4 separate regions of the Mus musculus genome follow, and all the other regions are linked to region 1. Evidence: chromatin loops called from intact Hi-C (ENCODE). Cell type or tissue: gastrocnemius. All regions are shown on one strand. Region 1 overlaps Slc23a2 (solute carrier family 23 (nucleobase transporters), member 2). Region 2 overlaps Slc23a2 (solute carrier family 23 (nucleobase transporters), member 2). Region 3 has its middle 32 kb from the start of Prnd. Region 4 overlaps Tmem230 (transmembrane protein 230).

Region 1 (2,500 bases):
TTTATGCTTAGATGTGTTTTGTCTGTCTGTCTCTCTCTGTGTCCATCTGTGTGTGTGTGTGTGTGTGTGTGTGTGTGTGTGTGTGTGTATCCCTGTCCTATGAAGTCATCATAGAGGCCAGAGGAGGGCATTGGATCCTTCAGGTCTGAAGTTCTAGTGATTGTGAGCCACCCTGTGGTGCTTGGAGCTAAATTCTGGTACTTTGCAAGAACAGTTGGTGCTGTTAACCAGGGAGCCGGCTCCACAGCCCTTTCTCATTTCTGCTTCTGAGTTCCTCTACATCCTTGCAGCGCCTCTTCTCTGGAATCCCCAGAGCATTCTGACTAATGCTTGGCTCCCTGGGTCCACTGACGCTTCAGTGGGTGGCATGCGGGGATCAGTGTCCTGGCCCTCTGGGGTCCCATTCTTCTCCAGGCTTCTCCTGCTCCAGGAGTCTTCTCCTCTGGCCCCATGGCCTCTTTTCCCTCCACACAACAGCAATTTCATCAAGAAATTGGACAGTGGCCCTCTCTGTTCTCCTGGTTCTTCTCTCTCTGGCCGAGGGTCCCCTCTTCTCAGGTGTGCAGCTCTGCTGGCAGAGCCTCTTCTGCCTCTCACCTGAGCCTGTCTGTGTTCCCTCTGGTCTGGGCAGTCTACTCTAAGAGATGGGGACAGATGAGGGAACGTCCCAGGAGGGGAGGTGCTCCCTGCCTCACTTCAGTGCCTGCTGGCCCTGTGATGGAATCAAGACTAGGAAGGGTAGTCTGTCTGTCTGTCTGTCTGTGCAGTCTTTTCCTCCTCTGGGACTGTAGATAGGTCCTGTCTTCCACACCCCAGGGACTTGGGTTGTGTGGTTTGTTGTGAGAGCTTATTTTTGTTGACTTTGCTTACTTTGTAATGATGGGGTCCTGCCGTGGCATCACTGCAATTCTTTAAGTTTTGCAATCTGATGTCTTTGGGCTCTGATAGGGGGAAAGAAAAACTGTCAGTGAGTAGAAGTAATCTCCCTTTCCACTGAGCTGGCAGCAGCAAGGGCAGACTTGCTCATCTGAACTGTCTGAAAAGATAGGTTTTAATTTCTCTTCTTTGTCTGGGTTTGAGAAATACAACCGCAGCAGCTGCTGGGATTCTATGACAGACCCAGCCTGCTCTGAAGAAGCCTGCTGCAAGACTGGTTTCAAGACGATAATGGAGGCCTGCAGTAACTGCTTGTCACCAGGCGGTGGCTGTTGTGTAATACAAATAGCATTTGATGAGGTGCGGTTAGTTATACAATTTTGGCCAGCTCGTGTGGGATATAAGAGCTGAAATTACTTCAGCACCTGAAAGCAGCTCCTGCTGCACCTCAGGACAGTCACAGACTGCACAGGCGTGGTGGGTCGCACACTGACTGGAGGACGGTTTTGTGGATAGACTGAGATTCCGTTGAAGGTATGACCATTGCTTGGTATAAGAGCTCTGCTTTGGGGGATGAGTTCTGAGGCTTATTGGACTGTGTCTGAATATGTCTGTGCCTGTTTCTTATGTGCATTTGTGACCGTGTGGATACCTATGTGGCCATATGTCTGTTTCTCTCTCTCTCTTTCTCTCTCTCTCTCTCTCTCTCTCTCTCTCTGTCTTTCTCTCTCTCTCTCTGTATGTGTGTGTGAGAGAGAGAGAGAGAGAGAGAGAGAGATGCATATACACGTGTTTTTATGAGGGAGACAGAGACAAGACTGTAGTGTAGGTGGGTGAATAGTTTATAGTTCAGGTTCATCCAGATGTGTTACTAGAAATGTCTAGACTTCCTCAGTGCTGTCAGGGACTATTTAAAACTTGGTGACTGAACACTAGCATTTTTGCAACTGTCAGAAGGCAGTGCCCCTGGTCATACACGTGAGAGCCAGTGCAGAGCATGACAGGCTGTCTGTAGCAATGAAGCGTCACCTGACTTCCTGGTCTTAAGTCCTGTTGGGACTAGCAGGGCTCTGTGTGTTCTGTCTGTTTCCTTCTTACAGCCTTTTAGAACTTTGGAGAAAAGCAAGAATAAAAACAAAAGGAAATGTAAATAACAAATTTCATAAAGAGCTGGGGCCTCTTTTATAATGGAGTACATTAATTTTTTAAAAATCCTTACAAATTATAGGTTTTTAGATTTTAAGAAGATTTGGTTTGAGAGTTTAAAGAAAATTATGATTACTGTGGTGTCTGACTCTAAGTGATTCCAGTTTCTGTGTTAGGCTGGTATTATTATTATTATTATTATTATTAACATAGGGTTTTGTAATGTTACCATGGCTTGCCTTGAGTTTTCAGTCTTGAAAGCTTGCTGGGCTGGGCAGTGGTGGCACACGCCTTTAATCCCAGCACTTGGGAGGCAGAGACAGGTGGATTTTTTAGTTCGAGGCCAGCCTGGTCTACAGAGTGAGTTCCAGGACAGCGAGGGCTACACAGAGAAACCCTATCTTGAGGGGGAAAAAAAAAGGAAAAAGAAAGCTTGCTTGGGCTTAGAATTGTGTGCCACTGGAAAAAAAATACCTTG
Region 2 (2,500 bases), 51 kb after region 1:
TAAATAAATAAATAAATAAATAAATAAATAAATAAATAAATAAATAAATGGTGTGAAAGTCACCTCCTACACAGTAGCTAATTCTTAATGGAAATCTAACAATAAATCTAATGGTTTCCACTTTAAATTGTAAAAGATGGTGCTTCAGAAACATAAAGATTTGCATCAGTGCCCAAGCTAAAGGTATGTTAAAAATAGAAGCAATCACTAAGAAAATGATATGAAAATTAAGATAAAATCTAATCTTTTTAATTTAGAATTTCTATTTGACTTAACTCAGATATATTGCCCCAATAAATGAACCCTTTCAACTGGCATTTTCATAGTGGGACTTTGGATTTGATCTGCACCTTTCAGATACAGTCATTGTGGACATGCACCAGAGTTCTAGTGTGGATTTAATCAGAATGCTTAGAGAAAGCAAGAGATGGCTCAGCACTTAGAGCACTCGTTGCTCTGAGGGAACCTGGGTTCAATTCCCAGCCCCCACATGGTGACTTACAAGTCCAGTTACAGAGCACCTGACACTTCTGGCCTCTGGGCACCAGGCGCACACTTGGTACACAGACATAAACTAAGCTGAACCATTGCCTGTCTACTTGATTCAAAGAAAATATAGTGTGATGCTTGTGTGTGATGTAATAATTCGGGTCAGAGATGGGTGGTGGTATTTCACCGACCCTCTCTTTCTGCCACTGCACTGGTCTGCAGGCTGATTTCTGAGGGCCAGAGAAAGGACACGTGGGAGTCTGTTCTCGGCCTCCGGGGTAGCCTGTGGGCGTGCCGCAGCCGAGCTCAGTGCGACTGTGTTCTGACGCTTCTCCCTCCAGGAATGATCACGGCGGTCGGCCTCTCGAACCTGCAGTTCATTGACTTGAATTCTTCCCGGAACCTGTTTGTGCTTGGATTCTCCATCTTCTTTGGCCTTGTTCTTCCAAGTTACCTCCGACAAAACCCTCTGGTTACAGGTAGGCGAGAGAGCTCTTGAATCTTGGGTAGGGCAGTTGGGATTTCAACCATAGAGTCACAAATAGCTCTTGTAATGGGAAGGGACCTTGGAACCTCTGCTGTGTATTGCCGAATGTTTTTTCTCTGCCTTCCTTCTGAATCTTACTCTGATTATTTCTCTGGAAGCCACCAGGACATCCCATATTAGCATGTGCCTCCATACTTGCTTGGAGGTGCCTTCGGATTGGTGGACAGTTGATATGGATGGCTAAGGTCTCACTGCTTTGTTTTGTTTTTGTTTGTTCAGTTGGTTGGTTTTTCAAGACGTGGCTTCTCTCTAGCTCTGGCTTTCCAGAGAACACTATCTGTAGACCAGACGGGCCTCAATGTATAGAGATCCGCCTGCCTTTGCCTCCCAAGTGCTGGGATTAAAGGCACCCGCCACCACGCCTGGCTTTTCTTTCTTTTTTTCACTTTTTCTGTTTTATTTTACATGTGTGAATGTTTTCCCTGCATTTGTGTACATGCTCATCAGCTGCGTGTAGTGCCAGAAGAGGGCATCAGCTCTCCCTGGAACCAGAGAAACAGAAGGATGAGAGGCACCATGTAGGTGTTAGAAACCAAACCTGCCTCTGCCAGAACAGTAGGCACACTTACCCGATGAATCGTCATCTCACTGGCCCTCGGGGGATCATTGTTTAAATGGGTGCCTCTCCTTTGTCTCTGTAAAACTTTTGATTTCTCAGACTCATACTGTATTAAATTGTATAATTCCTTAAAACTCAACTTCACAGGCTCTGATATAAATTTTTCTGTTTTCAATTCAAGAATACCAAATTAGGGCCTAGAAAGATGGCTCAGCCGTTATGAGCTCCTTTTTAAAAAAATTTTAATATTTAATTTATGAGCATGAGTGTTTTGCCTGCATGTATTTATATCTACCACATGTGTGCCTTGTACCTGAGAAGGTCACATGAGGGCTTTGGATCCCCTGGGACTAGAGTTAAAGACAGTTGTGAGCTATGTGTGTTCTTGGAATTGAACCTGGGTCTTCTACAAGATGATCAGGTGTTTCTAACCAGCAACTCAACTCTGCATCCAGCCCTGTGAGCCCTTAATAGTCTTGTAGAGGCCCTGGGTCCAGTTTTCAGCATCCACATGGAAGCTCACAACTGCCTGAACTGGAAGTCTAAAGCTGTCTTCTGACCTCTGCAAGCACTGCATGCAGATAGTGCCCAGACCCATGCAAGCAGACACACATCCACACAAGAAACAAGTCTCTAAATAAAGAGTGCCTATTCAGGTTCTACTCTTTACAACCCTGCTGTCATGCAGCATGGACAAAGGGGGAACCTTTTTAAGAAGTATCTGTTGCTACTGATATATGTTACAATTGAGTAATTCAGGACCATTTGTTCAAATATTTTACCTACATAGGCTTTCATATGTAGTCCAGATTGTCACTGAACACACTTAATAGGCAAGGCTGACCTTGAACCTTTAATCGTTTCCTCCTCCCAAGTGCTGTGGCCACAGGCATGTACTACCTACC
Region 3 (2,500 bases), 130 kb after region 1:
CTGCTCATTATATATCTGGCTTTGCCACAATAGTGGCAAGTACCTATAATCCTAGCACTTGGGATGTGAGGTATGAGATAGTGAGACTAGGTTACATAGAGTTTCGAGGCTAGCCCAACACTCATTGTGAGACTATCTCAGGCAACCAGAACAAACCCCCATGTAGTCAACACTGCAGTCCCAACCCAACCTTTTCTCGGCCATCTTTCTCAATGGTTTACTTCAGCCATGTGCACAGCTCTAGCACTTTGTCATTGGTTCACTTCACCCATGCACACAGCTCTAGCACTTTGTCATTGGTTCACTTCAGCCATGCACACAGCTCTAGCATTTTGCTCACTGTCAGCTCCTTTCTCTATAGTGGAAGCTTCCAGAAAACACAGCTCTCTCTGTTTCGCTCACGGCTGTATTCCTTCTGTTCAAGACACCTTTCTTGCCTGTGCTGAAGGAATGACAGGTTTTCCCAATAGAATGAGTGTATGGCTACATATCTCTGGTAATTCATCCAAGGGTCGGTGGGATAAGAAACGAGCTTCCCTTGGTGGGATGGAATTCAAGTTATATGTTACCCTGGGGTGGAGTGCCAGATCTCTTCCTTTGGCTTCTGGGTAAGAATTTACCAGAGTTCTTTCTTATGATCTTCACCCCATCACACCTGTATCACCCAGCTCAGTTCCACTGTACCATCCTGGTACTTTAGTGCAGTGTCTCAGTGCTCTATGGTGACATCACAGGGCTAGACTGTGACATCACAATGCTCCATGTGAATTCACAATAATGAACTGTGCCATCACACTGCTGCGTTTTTGCCACCACAACATCCCACCCTGACAGCATTGCTGGATGGTGACATCACAGCGTTTATTGTTCTATAACAGTGTGCTACTGTGATATCATAATGTGGTATTGAGTTGTTACACTGCTCCTTTGTGCTATTATCATGCTATCCTTTGACATTAAAGTGCACCAGTGTGTCATTGTGACATCACAGTGCAACAGTGTTCCATGATAATACTGTATTGTGACATCATTATGCTGAATTGTGACATCTTGGAGCATTTCCCTCTGGAGATGGCATACAGTAGAAAGACCAAACATCTTTCTTGTTCTGTCTGGAGTTCTGGATGAAGGATGAGTGTCAGTTTATGTGTCTCTGGGGCACACTTCAACATCAACTTCTGTTCAGGCAGAGCCTTGGGCTGAGGTTCTCCCAGCATGCATTAGGGGAGGTCCTAAATAACTCATCTCCAGAGGGCACCTGTGGAGGCAGGACAGGAGACAGAAGCTCTAGGAGAGATTCAAGGTCATTGTCTATCCCGGAAGGATTTGGAACTAAGGGAAGATTGGCCTCTCTTCAACCTGGCTAGGTGGTAGCTTATGAAAACAAACAAAAACAAACAAATAAAAACTCCCTGCATCTTTCTGTGAGAGGGACTAGACATGGACCCTTGCCTGTCCTGGTTGATGTTAGGATGCCCTCTGGTGGTGACGATGACTGCATAACATCTGCTTCCTAGCTCTACCAGTGATGGGCAAAGTTAGCCTGTACAAGTGCCTGTGCGTGCGTGTGTGTGTGTGTTTGTGTGTGTATGTGTGTGATTTTTCGTTGTGTAGCCCAAATTGACGTGGATTCTAGGCTCTCATACTCATGATTGTAGCCTAGGTAGACCATGTCTTTTACCCTGATGTCCTTACTTGGTTTGTCTATTTGTCCCATACTATTTTGCATAAGTAAGGGGGAAAATGTGATAGCTTCCCACCTTGAACTATGCTTTCCTGAGTTCAGTGGGTTTGGACATAGTTTTTGACGTATTTCTGGTGCATTTTGCACTTCGGTATTTCCCCTTTCTTCTTTTGTTCATTCGTTCATTTGTTCATTCTGTCCTCCTTCTCCCGCCATCTTTTCCTTCCATGTTTCTTTTTTAAAAATTTGAGACAAGGTCACCTTGGATGGTCTGGAAGTCACTATACAGACCAGGTGATCTTGTACTCTCAGCGATCCACCTGCCTCTGCCTGAGCACGGGATTAAAGGCGTGCGTGCTAAGTCTCTCAGCTCTTTTGGTGTTTCCTGTGTCTGGATTCTCAGAATCAAATCTTGACTCCTTTAATGTGAGGCTGTGATCTATGCTGCCCACCTCCCTTTCTTCACTGACCTAATGTATGCAGCATTTATTCTTGTCTCGTGAGGGCTATGCAGAGACTCTTCATGCTGTTTTCCTCAACTGGCAGCAACTACTGCTCTCATTATTGGTTTTAGACTAAAATCCTCACAACCCTGAAAAGACTCAAGAATTATTGCAAAACCCCGAAGGCTGAGGGGATAGCTCACTATCTCTGCCTGTGCTGGACAGGCAGAGAGCATTGAACCTCTGTGACTTATTGGCCAGCCAGTTGAGCCTACTTGGTGAGGTCCAGACCAGTGAGAGACAGACACTGTCTTAAACAGAACAGTGGATGGCTTCCAAGGAAAGCTTAAGGAGAGACACGTGGGGTTGTCCT
Region 4 (2,500 bases), 130 kb before region 1:
CCTGGAATCTGACTCCTAGCACCCACATAAAAAGCTCCAAGTGTTGGTATGCATCTGTAGCCCGGCACTGCAGGGTGGAGACACAGTTGAGTCCCCAGAGCTGCCTGGCCAAGCCATTCTAGGCAGATTGGTGAGTACCAGTAAGAGATTCAGTGAGAGGTGAGACTCTTATCTCAAAAAATAAGATTAAGGAAAATAAGAAGAAAAAATGGCTTCACTGTTAATAACCTTTTCTGCTCTTGCAGAGGCCCCCAAGCCTGATTACTAGACCTGAGGTTGGTTGGCTTACAACTGCCTGTAACCCCAGCTCTAGGGCAATTCTCCAAGCCTCTGACCTCTTTCAGCACCTGTGCTTAGGTGCACATTCACAACATAGGGGATAGCTCTGTAGCTAAAAACACTGGCTGCTCTTCCAAGGGGTTAGGTTCAATTTCCAGCACCCATGTGGCTACTCACAACTGTTCAAAAGTCCAGTTCCAGGGCATCCACTGCCTCTGTGGGAATTAGGCACACTTGTGGTGCGCAGACATACATATAGACAAAACAATTATTAATTTGGGGCTTAAGTTCTAGAGGTAGTTAAAGTCCATGACTATCAGTCTCAGAAGAGTCTTTAGACCTGTAAACTGTTGAGACTGAACAACTGTAGGGACTTTTGAAGTTGAACTGATATAGTTTGCATTATGATATAGCTATAAGTCTATAGGAACCAAGGAGTAGAATATGGTGGCTTATGTGAGAACAGCTTCCATAGGCTCAAATATTTGAGTGATTGATCCACAGTTGGTGGACTGTTTAGGAAGGATTGGAAGGGTTAGCTCTGGTGTTCTCTGTCGTGTGCTTATAGATCAGAAGTAAGCTTGTAGCTACATTCCAGGGTCCTGCCTTTTCCCCACCATGATGGTCATGAACTCTACACCTCGGAAACTGTAAGCAAGCCTCCAAAACTCTTCTATAAATTGCCTTGGTCATGATTGCTCTTGGCAATAGAAGAGTGACCAAAACATACCCATACTTAAATATTTAAAATAAGGCGCTGTTGAGGAAGTCACTTGAAGTCAACCTCTGGCACACAAGCATACATCTGCATATACATTTGCAGACAATAATAGTATGTACCGGCCAAGCATGCAGGTGCGCAGGCACACACACACAGAGAGCTTGGAAGAGCAGAAGGAAATAAGCCTGATATCTGAATAAAAATGCTGATTTCTTTTTTATAACTTTGAATGTATTGCTTAATTTGTAATCTGGAAGAAACTGGGAGGGTAGTGCTTGCCTACCACACCCAGCGTCTCTAACTTGATCCCTGAGACAGAAAGATAAGAAACAAAGAGAAGGTGACAATGTATGCTGAAAAGAGAGATGTAAAGGTGTGACTTGTATGGGACTAATGTTTTCCTTCTGCCACCAGGGGGCAGACCGAGCCGTTCCTGTCCTCATCATAGGCATTTTGGTGTTCCTACCGGGATTTTACCATTTGCGCATCGCCTATTATGCATCCAAGGGCTACCGGGGTTACTCCTACGATGACATTCCAGACTTTGATGACTAGCCTTCGCCTCAGCCTTGAGAAGAGTCGCACACAGTGCAACCACTTTAAGACATCAAGCAAGAACTCTGGCTAAGGGCTGAAGAAGTCTACAATTTGCAGATGTTTAGCAAAACAATGGCCAGATTGTATGAGTCCTTCTCCAAAACGCTCCTGCTTTATAATTAGCTAATTAGGACATGGTATGTTTTCATCTCCTGGCCCTGGCTAAACTTGACAAGTTTTTCCACATGAGTGTGCATCATGTAAGAGTTGTGAAGCTAACTGTCTGGGAAGGCAGCCTGTTCTATAGTGGAAGGTGTTACCCTCCTTAGAGCTGAACCTTTCTTTTGTCTTCCATTGTCTGCTTGGTTTTGTAGCATAATGGGAAATGTATTGTCTAGTTTCTTATTACTAAGTAATTTATTTTTAAAATTACCTATCTTATCTCTCACCCTCTCCTCTACCATTATATCCTAGTAAAATTAAAGTATCTGTCTTACCTTCATATGCTCCTCCACCTTCATATCCCAGTAAAACCAAATATCTGTAGATCCATCTCTAATTGGCTTTTTTTACATTGACAGCAACCTGGAATTTTTAAACCATGAAGCTGGGTATTATGATCCCAGTACTTGGGAGGCAGAGCCAGGTGGATCTCTATGAGTTCAAGGCCAGCCTGGTCTACATAGAGTTTTACGACAACTAGGGCTACCTAGTGAGACCCTGTCTCAAGAAAAGGGAAACTTCCTCTGGTTTCTCCATAGTTTGCCTACTACAAAACTCAGGTGAATCTGTCCTTTGTAGGTCAAGAGATTGTGTGAATCATACCTCAAGGACTAGACTTTGGCTGTTTCTTCGTAAAACTGTAGATAAGTGTACTTAGAGTTTATAGCCCTACTGCTGGCTGGTACTATGATATCATTCTGCTAAAGATTACAAGACTTGGCCAAGATCCCTGAAAATGTA

The links. Peaks named below come from ENCODE experiments on the same cell type or tissue, not always from the same donor. Only the 100,000 strongest peaks of a DNase experiment are listed, where the experiment ranks them.
Region 2: it touches region 1 in a loop (8-fold over the local background); 7 of 42 quality-filtered maps call a loop at or near these places.
Region 3: it touches region 1 in a loop (10-fold over the local background); 31 of 42 quality-filtered maps call a loop at or near these places.
Region 4: it touches region 1 in a loop (4-fold over the local background); 4 of 42 quality-filtered maps call a loop at or near these places.

Annotation. Positions count from the first base shown.
Region 1 is chr2:132,110,252-132,112,751 of GRCm38, reverse strand. All of the region lies in intron 1 of Slc23a2 (solute carrier family 23 (nucleobase transporters), member 2), which reads left to right. Among named protein-coding and RNA genes, the nearest start is that of Gm14051, 32 kb to the left of the region's middle. In gastrocnemius, a CTCF peak has its summit at 1,190; a DNase peak (open chromatin) is centred at 1,236; H3K4me3 peaks cover 216 bases; H3K27ac peaks cover 1,730 bases.
Region 2 is chr2:132,059,131-132,061,630 of GRCm38, reverse strand. Slc23a2 (solute carrier family 23 (nucleobase transporters), member 2) reads left to right here. Exons shown (of 16, transcript NM_018824.2): 14 at 831-968. Among named protein-coding and RNA genes, the nearest start is that of Gm31179, 30 kb to the right of the region's middle. In gastrocnemius, a CTCF peak has its summit at 1,496 (motif pointing right); no DNase peak of the experiment used is centred here.
Region 3 is chr2:131,981,732-131,984,231 of GRCm38, reverse strand. No RefSeq gene overlaps it. Among named protein-coding and RNA genes, the nearest start is that of Prnd, 32 kb to the right of the region's middle. In gastrocnemius, a CTCF peak has its summit at 1,481 (motif pointing left); a DNase peak (open chromatin) is centred at 1,482.
Region 4 is chr2:132,239,541-132,242,040 of GRCm38, reverse strand. Tmem230 (transmembrane protein 230) reads left to right here. Exons shown (of 4, transcript NM_027478.3): 4 at 1,415-2,500. The coding sequence ends at 1,555. Among named protein-coding and RNA genes, the nearest start is that of Tmem230, 7.0 kb to the left of the region's middle. In gastrocnemius, a CTCF peak has its summit at 1,386 (motif pointing right); a DNase peak (open chromatin) is centred at 1,418.